3 separate regions of the Homo sapiens genome follow, and all the other regions are linked to region 1. Evidence: chromatin contacts called from ENCODE Hi-C or POLR2A ChIA-PET data. All regions are on one chromosome and are shown on one strand. Each heading gives the region's core, a stretch centred on a gene start or an enhancer-like site at or near the end of the contact. The rest is flanking DNA. Distances are from core to core; before and after follow the strand shown.

Evidence for each region. A loop is a pair of places that touch in the nucleus more often than their neighbours do. ChIA-PET counts read pairs that join two places held with the same protein, here RNA polymerase II (POLR2A). Pooled maps may share reads with other maps.
Region 2: a map of natural killer cell shows a loop between it and region 1 (26-fold over the local background). The contact joins the promoter of CHIC2 here to the promoter of SLAIN2 in region 1. A Hi-C loop is called at or near these places in 1 of 168 maps with a recorded cell type or tissue (natural killer cell), 1 of 37 single-sample maps with no recorded cell type and 8 of 50 pooled maps.
Region 3: a loop to region 1 is called in a map of naive thymus-derived CD4-positive, alpha-beta T cell, with 12 times the contacts of the local background. The contact joins the promoter of TMEM165 here to the promoter of SLAIN2 in region 1. A Hi-C loop is called at or near these places in 1 of 168 maps with a recorded cell type or tissue (naive thymus-derived CD4-positive, alpha-beta T cell) and 7 of 50 pooled maps. POLR2A ChIA-PET finds 5 or more read pairs at or near these places in 1 of 52 experiments (OCI-LY7).

Annotation. Positions count from the first base shown.
Region 1 is chr4:48,340,141-48,342,892 of GRCh38, forward strand. It overlaps SLAIN2 (SLAIN motif family member 2), which reads left to right and starts at 1,389. Exons shown (of 8, transcript NM_020846.2): 1 at 1,389-1,988. The coding sequence starts at 1,600. RefSeq lists enhancers at 810-929, 1,336-2,249 and silencers at 1,080-1,419, 1,560-1,869.
Region 2 is chr4:54,063,305-54,066,004 of GRCh38, forward strand. CHIC2 (cysteine rich hydrophobic domain 2) reads right to left here and starts at 1,301. Exons shown (of 6, transcript NM_012110.4): 1 at 878-1,301. The coding sequence starts at 996. RefSeq lists an enhancer at 709-1,209 and silencers at 1,009-1,138, 1,369-1,608.
Region 3 is chr4:55,394,521-55,397,220 of GRCh38, forward strand. TMEM165 (transmembrane protein 165) reads left to right here and starts at 1,437. Exons shown (of 6, transcript NM_018475.5): 1 at 1,437-1,876. The coding sequence starts at 1,670. RefSeq lists silencers at 1,243-1,442, 1,643-2,112.

The DNA.
Region 1 (2,752 bases), core at 139-2,638:
AGTGTCCTTAAATCAAGTAAACAGACAAAAACAAACGAAAAATAATTCTTAGAGAAAAAAGCAATTTAAAAAAAAGTGCAAACACCTATTGAGAACTATTGATCACGTAGTGCTAGAATATGCAGAATAATTAGATCTTTGTGGAATTGTTGGGAAGAGGTTTCCTGAATGAGAGAGTATGGGATTTAAGAAAAGAATCAGATATGGCAGGCGGAGAATATGGCACTAGAAAAGCTAAAGGGTAGAAGCAAGTCAGTCATGGCATGAGTCCACACTCAGGTGTAACAGGACTGGATCATTGTTATTAAACTAAGGGTGGAGGCGGCAACTGAAGAAAAGCTGCAAACACAAGCCAAAGCCGTTCACAATTGACCTCTGAAGACCAACGACTGTGATAATGTGATCAAAACAAAGCATTTAAGTTTTGTTTAGGTTTCCTGCCGCATTCTAAAGGCAGACTTCACATTCTTACAATTTTCTTCATTCTTCAGTATCTGTCAGCGTGTTTAACTACTTTTAACATACAACTTTTAAAAAAGTCAAGACACACTACGAGGAACTTTTTCCGAAGGAAGTGATCCAAAGAACAGAGTGTGAGTCAATAAACGGAGAAAGGGAGTAGAGAAGCGGTTTACTATCCCCCGCTTCCGCCCCAGTGTGCTGTAAACTTTAAGTCGGGAAAACTATGTTTTAACCGATGAGATAATGCCTTTAAAAGTGCTTAGCACACTGTCTGGCCAGTAGGAAGCACTCAAGAAATTATGATTATTTTGACCTTAGACCTCTCTTAACTGTCTGAAACTGGGGTTTCTTATTTTCAGGGGAAGAAACAGGACACAGGCAGTCTAGAGGCTCCTGCCAGCCGAGACAATCTCCAATTAAAAGTCGGCATCGATTAAATATTTGCTGAACAAAGTAAACTGTCTCTCCACCGCCGGGCTGAGCGCCCACTCGAGATCCGGCCCGGAACAAGGGCGAGACTGGCCCGCGGGTCCCACACTCCCTGTAAGGGGTGGAGAACACGCCCACACGCCCAGACCAACAGGCGAGGCTGTTCGAGGACCTTGTTAGCCACCTCAGCCCCGCCCGCCGCGAGCCTTCTGCTGGCCTCCCGTTCTGCAGGGACCCTCCCTAGCCAGCCCGGCCGCGTCCCACATCCGCCGACACGCCCCTTCCGGCCTAATCCCCGCCCCTCAAGCACCGGCCCCGCCCCATAGGCCCCGTCCGTGGCCCCGCCCCGCCGCGAGCTGGCGCCGGGTCCTCTCAGCGCCCGCCGGCGGCCGCGTCCACCCCCGACGCTCTGAGGTCACCGACTGGGCCGGCCCGCGGGGGGCGGAGGGACGGAGGGAAGATGGCGGCAGGGGCCGGATATTGGCGCCGCCTCCCCCAATCCCGGAGCCGGCGCAGATGAGGCAGTTCGGCTGGGGCCAGCGGCGCTTTGGAACCCGAGGTGGGGGGACCCTGGCGGTGGGGCCTGGTCCTGCTATATGCCGGCGCCTCGGCTAGAGTGAGCGGCGGCGACGCCTCTTTCCTCCGTCTCTTTCCCTGTCGCTGCGAGAGCGAGCGGGCGGCGGAGGCGGCGGCGGCGGCGGGGCCGGGATGGAGGACGTTAACTCCAACGTGAACGCGGACCAGGAGGTGCGGAAGCTGCAGGAGCTGGTGAAGAAGCTGGAGAAGCAGAACGAACAGCTGAGGAGCCGCTCGGGGGCCGTGCAGGGCGCCGGCTCCCTTGGGCCCGGCAGCCCGGTTCGGGCCGGCGCGTCCATTCCCTCCTCCGGCGCGGCGTCTCCTCGGGGCTTCCCCTTGGGCCTCAGCGCCAAGTCGGGCGGCGGGCCCGGGTCGGGCCCGAGGCGGACGAGTAGCGAAGAGCTGCGGGACGCCACCTCCTTGCTAGCGGCGGGCGAGGGCGGCTTGCTGGACGAGGTGGAGCCGCTGCGGCCCGACGAGCTGGAGCGCCTGTCAGGCTGGGAGGAGGAGGAGGAGAGCTGGTGAGCGCGAGGCGCCGGGCAGGAGCTGGGCGGGGACGGGCCCGGGGGCGGAGAGCGTCCTCTGAGGGTCCCTCTGGTCGGGCGCCTCGCTTTGTGTAGCCGGGTCCGCTCTCCTGTGGCGACTTGTGGTTTTCTTGCTTTGGCAGAGGGAACGTCAGCTGGAGTTGGGGGTTCGAGGCGTGCGCAAGTAACAGGGTTGTAGCTCGTTGTCCTTTGGATTGTGGACCTTCTGAGTGCTGGACCCTATTGGGGTCTGTGGGTTGGGGCAGCTTGAGAAGGGCTGTTCGCCTGGGGAGGAGTCGGAGGTGGGAAACTGCTTTGTAGGCAGGGATCCTGCTTTGTGTAAGATACTGGCTTTCGGATGGTGGCCCTGGGCATTCTGGATGTAGGAGAGGGGTCTGCTTGATGAGGTATCACCAGGTGTGGGGGTCAGGGGCAGACCAGAGTCGTCTACGTCTATGCAGCGGTTGGTGTTTGGGACCCATTTCTGGCGGGGATGGGGAGACCGTATGAATCAGCACTCCCCTTTGGGTAGTGGGGTAAACCTTGCTTTGTGTGAAGAGAGGGCAGAGGATGGTGCTGCTTTTTTTTTTTTTTTTTTTTTTTTGTTACTCTGTGTGAAGAGTCAAGGGTGGAACGAGCCCTGGCTCTTATTTTCTAAAACAAGAATTGAGTCTGGCGTTTTGCAGAGCTCTGAATTGACAGTTATCACATCCATCTTTCATTTCCACGTCCTTCTAGGGGCAGAGAAAAAGAGTCCTATT
Region 2 (2,700 bases), core at 51-2,550, 5.7 Mb after region 1:
AATGTAATACATCAAGTGGTACAAAACTGTGGACTTCATAGTGAAACATTACAAAACTTCCTGCTTCCGGACAGCTCATTATTTGGTTCAAGGCTTCACATTCCTTTGTCATGGTCTTTCCGAAAGCTTTCATTCCTTATTAATATCAGACTTTTAATGTTACTAGTGGGACTTTCCAAATTAACAAGCCCCAAGTTCGTGCCCCAAGGAGGAGCTTCAGGACTACAATTTTCCCTCAGTAACCTGAGCAGAGTGTATGTCCCTCACGTAGTTGTTGTTGTTGTTGTTGTAAACATATTTCTTTCTGTATATCTTAAATTTGTGTTCAACTATATATTTTTATCACGTACAATTACAAGAACTTGCATTAGTTCTGCGGAAATTAGTGGAAAAACTGGGAGACCTGTGGGTATGTGTGAAATAGACACGAAACGGAGCTTCGCTGCCAATTGTCACTGGGGTCTCACACGGCCCAGATCTGGCCTCTGAGCCATGTCACTGGGTGCAAAGGCACAGACAACCACAGGGTAACTGGGCGAGAAAACAAGGAGGCTCCCTGTCAATACACGTACTTCCACCCTGAAGAGGAAGGGTGGCCCGCAGGGCAGACCCTAATGAAAACCCGTGCCTACTGGGATCGTCACATCGCCCGGGCCTGTAGGGCCTGCTAAAGGGGTGTGTGGAGGAGGAAGGACAGCGTCCGTCCCCACTTCGGAGACCCAAACAAATGAAAATAAGCCAAGTTCTCACTTCCTGGTTGCCTACTCTTTCGGAAGGCCCCCGACACCAGACGGACACAGGGGAAACGGGGCTCCCGTGGAGTAACGGGGCCCACCCCAGCCCGCACCTCCCGCCCTCGCCCTCCTCCGGGCCTTACACGGTGACGTGACCGGAGCCGCGGACGACCACCGGGTCCGGCGAGTACTTGAGCAGCTGCTCCTCCAGGGCCCGCTCCTCGTCCTCCTCTTCCTCATAGATTTCGTCGAAATCCGCCATCCTGAGCCTCCGAGCTCCCCTGCCCAAAGGGCCTGACTCCCGGGGTTGGCGCCGGGGTACCGGCGGGCGAGGCGGCGGAGGCTGAGGGGAGTCGCCGCTGCCGCCGGCTCCGAGGCCGCGGAGTTCGCTGTCGGCTGTCTCGGCTCCGGCTACAGAGGGGATGGGGTCTGGACCGTCGCCGCCACCGCCGCCGCCATTACCATCAGCAATAACAACAACACAATGTCAACATCCGCCCAGAGGCCGACACCTCCACAAGCACAGACGCCGCTGCCGCCGCCGCAGCAGCAGCAACTCAGGAAACCACAGCAACAGCCCGAGCCACCCGCAGCGGGAGCAGCCGGCTACGGCATCGCGAGACTTCCCGGGCCAACGGGCGGGCGGGCGCGTGCGTGGGCGCGTGGGCGAGCGGACTGGCTGGCGGGCGGGCGGGCGCGCGCACGTGCGGCCTCGCGCGCTCCCAGGCCACCGTCTTTCCTCTGCTTCTACCCGCAGACGGCGACCGGGGCGCGCGCTCCCGCCGGCGGGCCCCCCTCCGCCGACTTCTGGGTGGCGGACCCTGGGGGCGGCGGCTCCGCTGACTGGAGGCCGCGACCCGCGACTCCGACAACGCAGCTTGGAATGTCCAGTGGGACATGCAGTTCCCCAAAGTCATCTCTAACCAAAACAAACAACTGAAAAGAAAAGCCCTGGCTGGAATAGACACATTTTTGTGCGTGTCATTGCCAGTTTATCTAATAATCGCATCTCGCTTTTCCTCAGGTTTTGAGTCTATGATGAGAACCAGAGTCTCTTTTTTCCCAATTTGAGGAGTCCAGCAGAGACACTGCAAACATTTGTGCTCACCACAGGATTTTTCAAGACATCTCCAAATTCAAACATCTTATCCCTTGATCCCCTTAAGTATAATCCAATATATGAGGCCAGCGATGCTGGTATTTTTTTTTTTTTCTTACAAGAAATCTCACCGTAGTCATGCTATGAAAAAAAACTGATAAATTACCTGGATTCCATATTAGAAGATGCAGTTTCTTGCCCCAACTCTCTCACCAAACATAACCTGGTTTTTGTTGTTGTTTCCTTAAAATCTTAGGGAATTCCTTTCCTTTTCTTACCAGTTCCTACCACAAAAAAGACCTGAAAGAAAGGGCAGAGGAGAGGAAGAAAAGGAGGCAGGAAGGAAGAAAGGATAGAAGGAAGGACGAGAAGAATGAAAGAAGAATGGGAGAGAAAGAAAGAAGGGGAGGAAGGAAGGAAAAGGTTTAATGGAGTCTACTTAGCTGCCTAGTAACAGTTGAACGGTCACTTTGGGTACTTGGTTTCATTAAGCATATAAACAGCACAGGGGAAGGAGTGGGCTTCTGAGAAGAGAGTCCTGGACAGTGAGGATACACCATGGGAGAAGAAAGGATAGTTCTACTGAGCCCAGCGCTGGTCAGGCTCTTCAAGTGCAGTGTTCATGTCACAGTAGTCGGCTTTAGATGGGTCACTGTTGACGTGGAGAAAGTGCAAAGGAGGTCAATGAGGACAGTGAGAGATGCCAACCTCCTTTTGGAAACAACTGAAGGAAATGAGTGTGGTTAGCCAAGAAAAAATGAAGGAAAAATACAGTAGTTGTATCAGACTTATTGTATCCCTCCCTGGAGGGTATTTGTTCATTCAACAAATATCTACTGAACTCTAGCTATGTGGCAGGCACTGTGG
Region 3 (2,700 bases), core at 187-2,686, 7.1 Mb after region 1:
GTAGGAGTTTACAAGGAGAGAATGGAAGAAGGGGAATTACGGACAGAATAACATGGACGGAGGCCGGCCGCGGTGGCTCACACCTGTAATCCCAGCACTTTGAGAGGACGAGGCCGGCAGATCACCTGAGGTCTGGAGTTCGAGACCAGCCTGACCAACATGGAGAAACCCCATCTCTACTAAAATTACAAAGTTAGCCGCGTATGGTGGAGCATGCCTGTAATCCCAGCTACTCGGGAAGCTGAGGCAGGAGAATCTCTTGTACCCGGGAGGAGGAGGTTGCAGTGGGCCGAGATCTCACCATTGCACTCCATCCTGAGCAACAAGCGCGAAACTCCGTCTCAAAAACAAAAACAAAGAAAACAACAAAACAAAAAAACAGACGGAAATTTTATTATCCTGTGACAAACACTGTATCTTTGGTGAACTCAAAGTAGGTTTGCCCACTTTCCCACAGATTGTTTTGGTGGATTAATTTTTTGTTTCAGTTAGTGATAAACTTCCTTAGCTCTTTACTGAGTACAGGTTTACTGTATGTAAATATGTATAATATTAGATTAGTGCCTGGCACATGGTTAGCACTATCGATTTTTATTAGGGACTAGGTCTCAAACTTATGGTAATTAAGTAGCTCACTTTTTCTTTTGGGAAGACGTAAAAATATTCTCAAGCCTAACTCAAGACCATCCTTTCCTGTCTTCTAGTCTTGCCCACTCAAAGCTCCATCCTGCAAAAGTCTTAAACAGTCCATTTCAAAAGCCCAGCATTTTTAAAGGGTCTAAGGAATAGCACAAAACAAGATGCACCCAAAACGTCAAGGCCATACTGGACAAGGGCAACGTTAGCCATTTTTGGTCTGGGGTAATTATAGGCAGTATCTTAAAACAAGGCTTGAAAAATGTCATGTTATTTCCAAATCCCATTTCAGAACTTTAAAAAAAAAATAGCATTTTGAGCTCCTAAGAACGTTTTTGGCGGTAGGTGGCCACATGGAGGGTGGCACAGAGGCTCGGCGGGGGAGAGCGGAACAGAGCTGGGCGTGGCAGTGCCTGCGAGTCAGCGCCACGTAACCAGAGGCGCTCGCACTAATTTGACCTCTAAGAGAGACTAAGCGCAGGGAACAGCGGGTGCGGACATTACGGCGGAAGGCTCTGGAGGAAGCAGAAGTGAAGGACCTCGCAGTCCTGGGACGGTGGGGCACAGAGAGAGAAAGGGAGCCCCGGGCGCGGCGCGGTGAGGATGCGAGCAGAGGAAGGACACGCGGCGCCGGGTACCTGCCGGGAGCGCCGGATCCAATGGGAGGAGGGCCCGCGCCGCACCTCAACCTGGCAGAGGACGTCACGACGCCAAGGCGGTCGCCGGGCCAATGGGAGGCCGTCGCGGGCAGGGACGGGGCCGGGAGGAGTCGGGGCTGGGCCGCGCCGAGGCAGCTGGCTGACTCCAGTTTAGCCGCCGCCGGAGAGGACGGGCGCCGAGCCGGGGCTGCGGACTTCGGCCTGCCCCTCACCTCACTCCCGCTGCTTGCACCTCCCGGATGGTGCTGACTGCTCCCTAAGCGGCGGCGGCGGCGAGTCGTGAGGACGCGCCGCGGAGGCTGTTCGGGGTCGAGGCTTCCCGTCGCCGGCACTTCCTCTTGCGGCGCCCGTGCGCGGCCGGCCCGGCAGGCGGGATGGCGGCCGCGGCTCCAGGGAACGGCCGCGCATCGGCGCCCCGGCTGCTTCTGCTCTTTCTGGTTCCGCTGCTGTGGGCCCCGGCTGCGGTCCGGGCCGGCCCAGATGAAGACCTTAGCCACCGGAACAAAGAACCGCCGGCGCCGGCCCAGCAGCTGCAGCCGCAGCCTGTGGCTGTGCAGGGCCCCGAGCCGGCCCGGGTCGAGGTGAGCGGGCCGGGATGGGGCGAGCGAGGCTGCAGGGCCGGCTGCGCCGAGTACCAGGCTCCAGGCCTTTGAAAGCGCCGCACTCCGCCGGCCTCGGCTGGGGGAGGGGAGCCCGGCCCCTGCTCCCGGGGTGGAGGGCGGTCGGCTGCGCTGTTTTCCGGTGAGGCCTGGTCTTGCCCGCTCCTTTAGGGAAAGGGAGAGGGAGAGTCCAAGAGGAGCCCGCTATAAACGTTGATCTCCGGAGGGCCAAGATGCTGCTCCGGGATGGGCGTTTTATTGATCAGATGTGTCTTAGAGTAGCTAGAAAGACTCATCCCTACCAAAAAGTTTTTAACAGAAGGCTGCTAGGAGGCTTTTTGTATTCCCTGAGGATCATCACATCGGCCATTTCATTGTTGAAATAGCTTATGCCAAACTGCTTACCCAAATTCAACTTGGCACTGCCTGTGCTTTTTGCCAAATATGGATTATGAACCATGACTCTCACTTTTTAAAAATGTGCTTTGGCTAGCAGGAAGTAGCCTTTAGGAACGCAGAGGAATTAGTCTCCGGCAGTACAGCGTGCTGCAGCGATGTGGGATGCCAAAACTACATTTATAAGTAAAACAGAATCCTGTATTTTGTCCTTCCCTGAATAGATACTAGAAATCAACTTTTTAATCTGTTAATAGAATTAGTCCTTAGTCACTTGGCAGCGTTTTAACATTTCTCCCTTCTCCCAGTCGTGGGCTTTGTCGTCATTTCCAGTATCTGCTCCCTGAATCCCGGCCAGTGTGGCACTCAAACCCCCACTCCCACCCAGGCCACATCCAGCCCATCTCCAC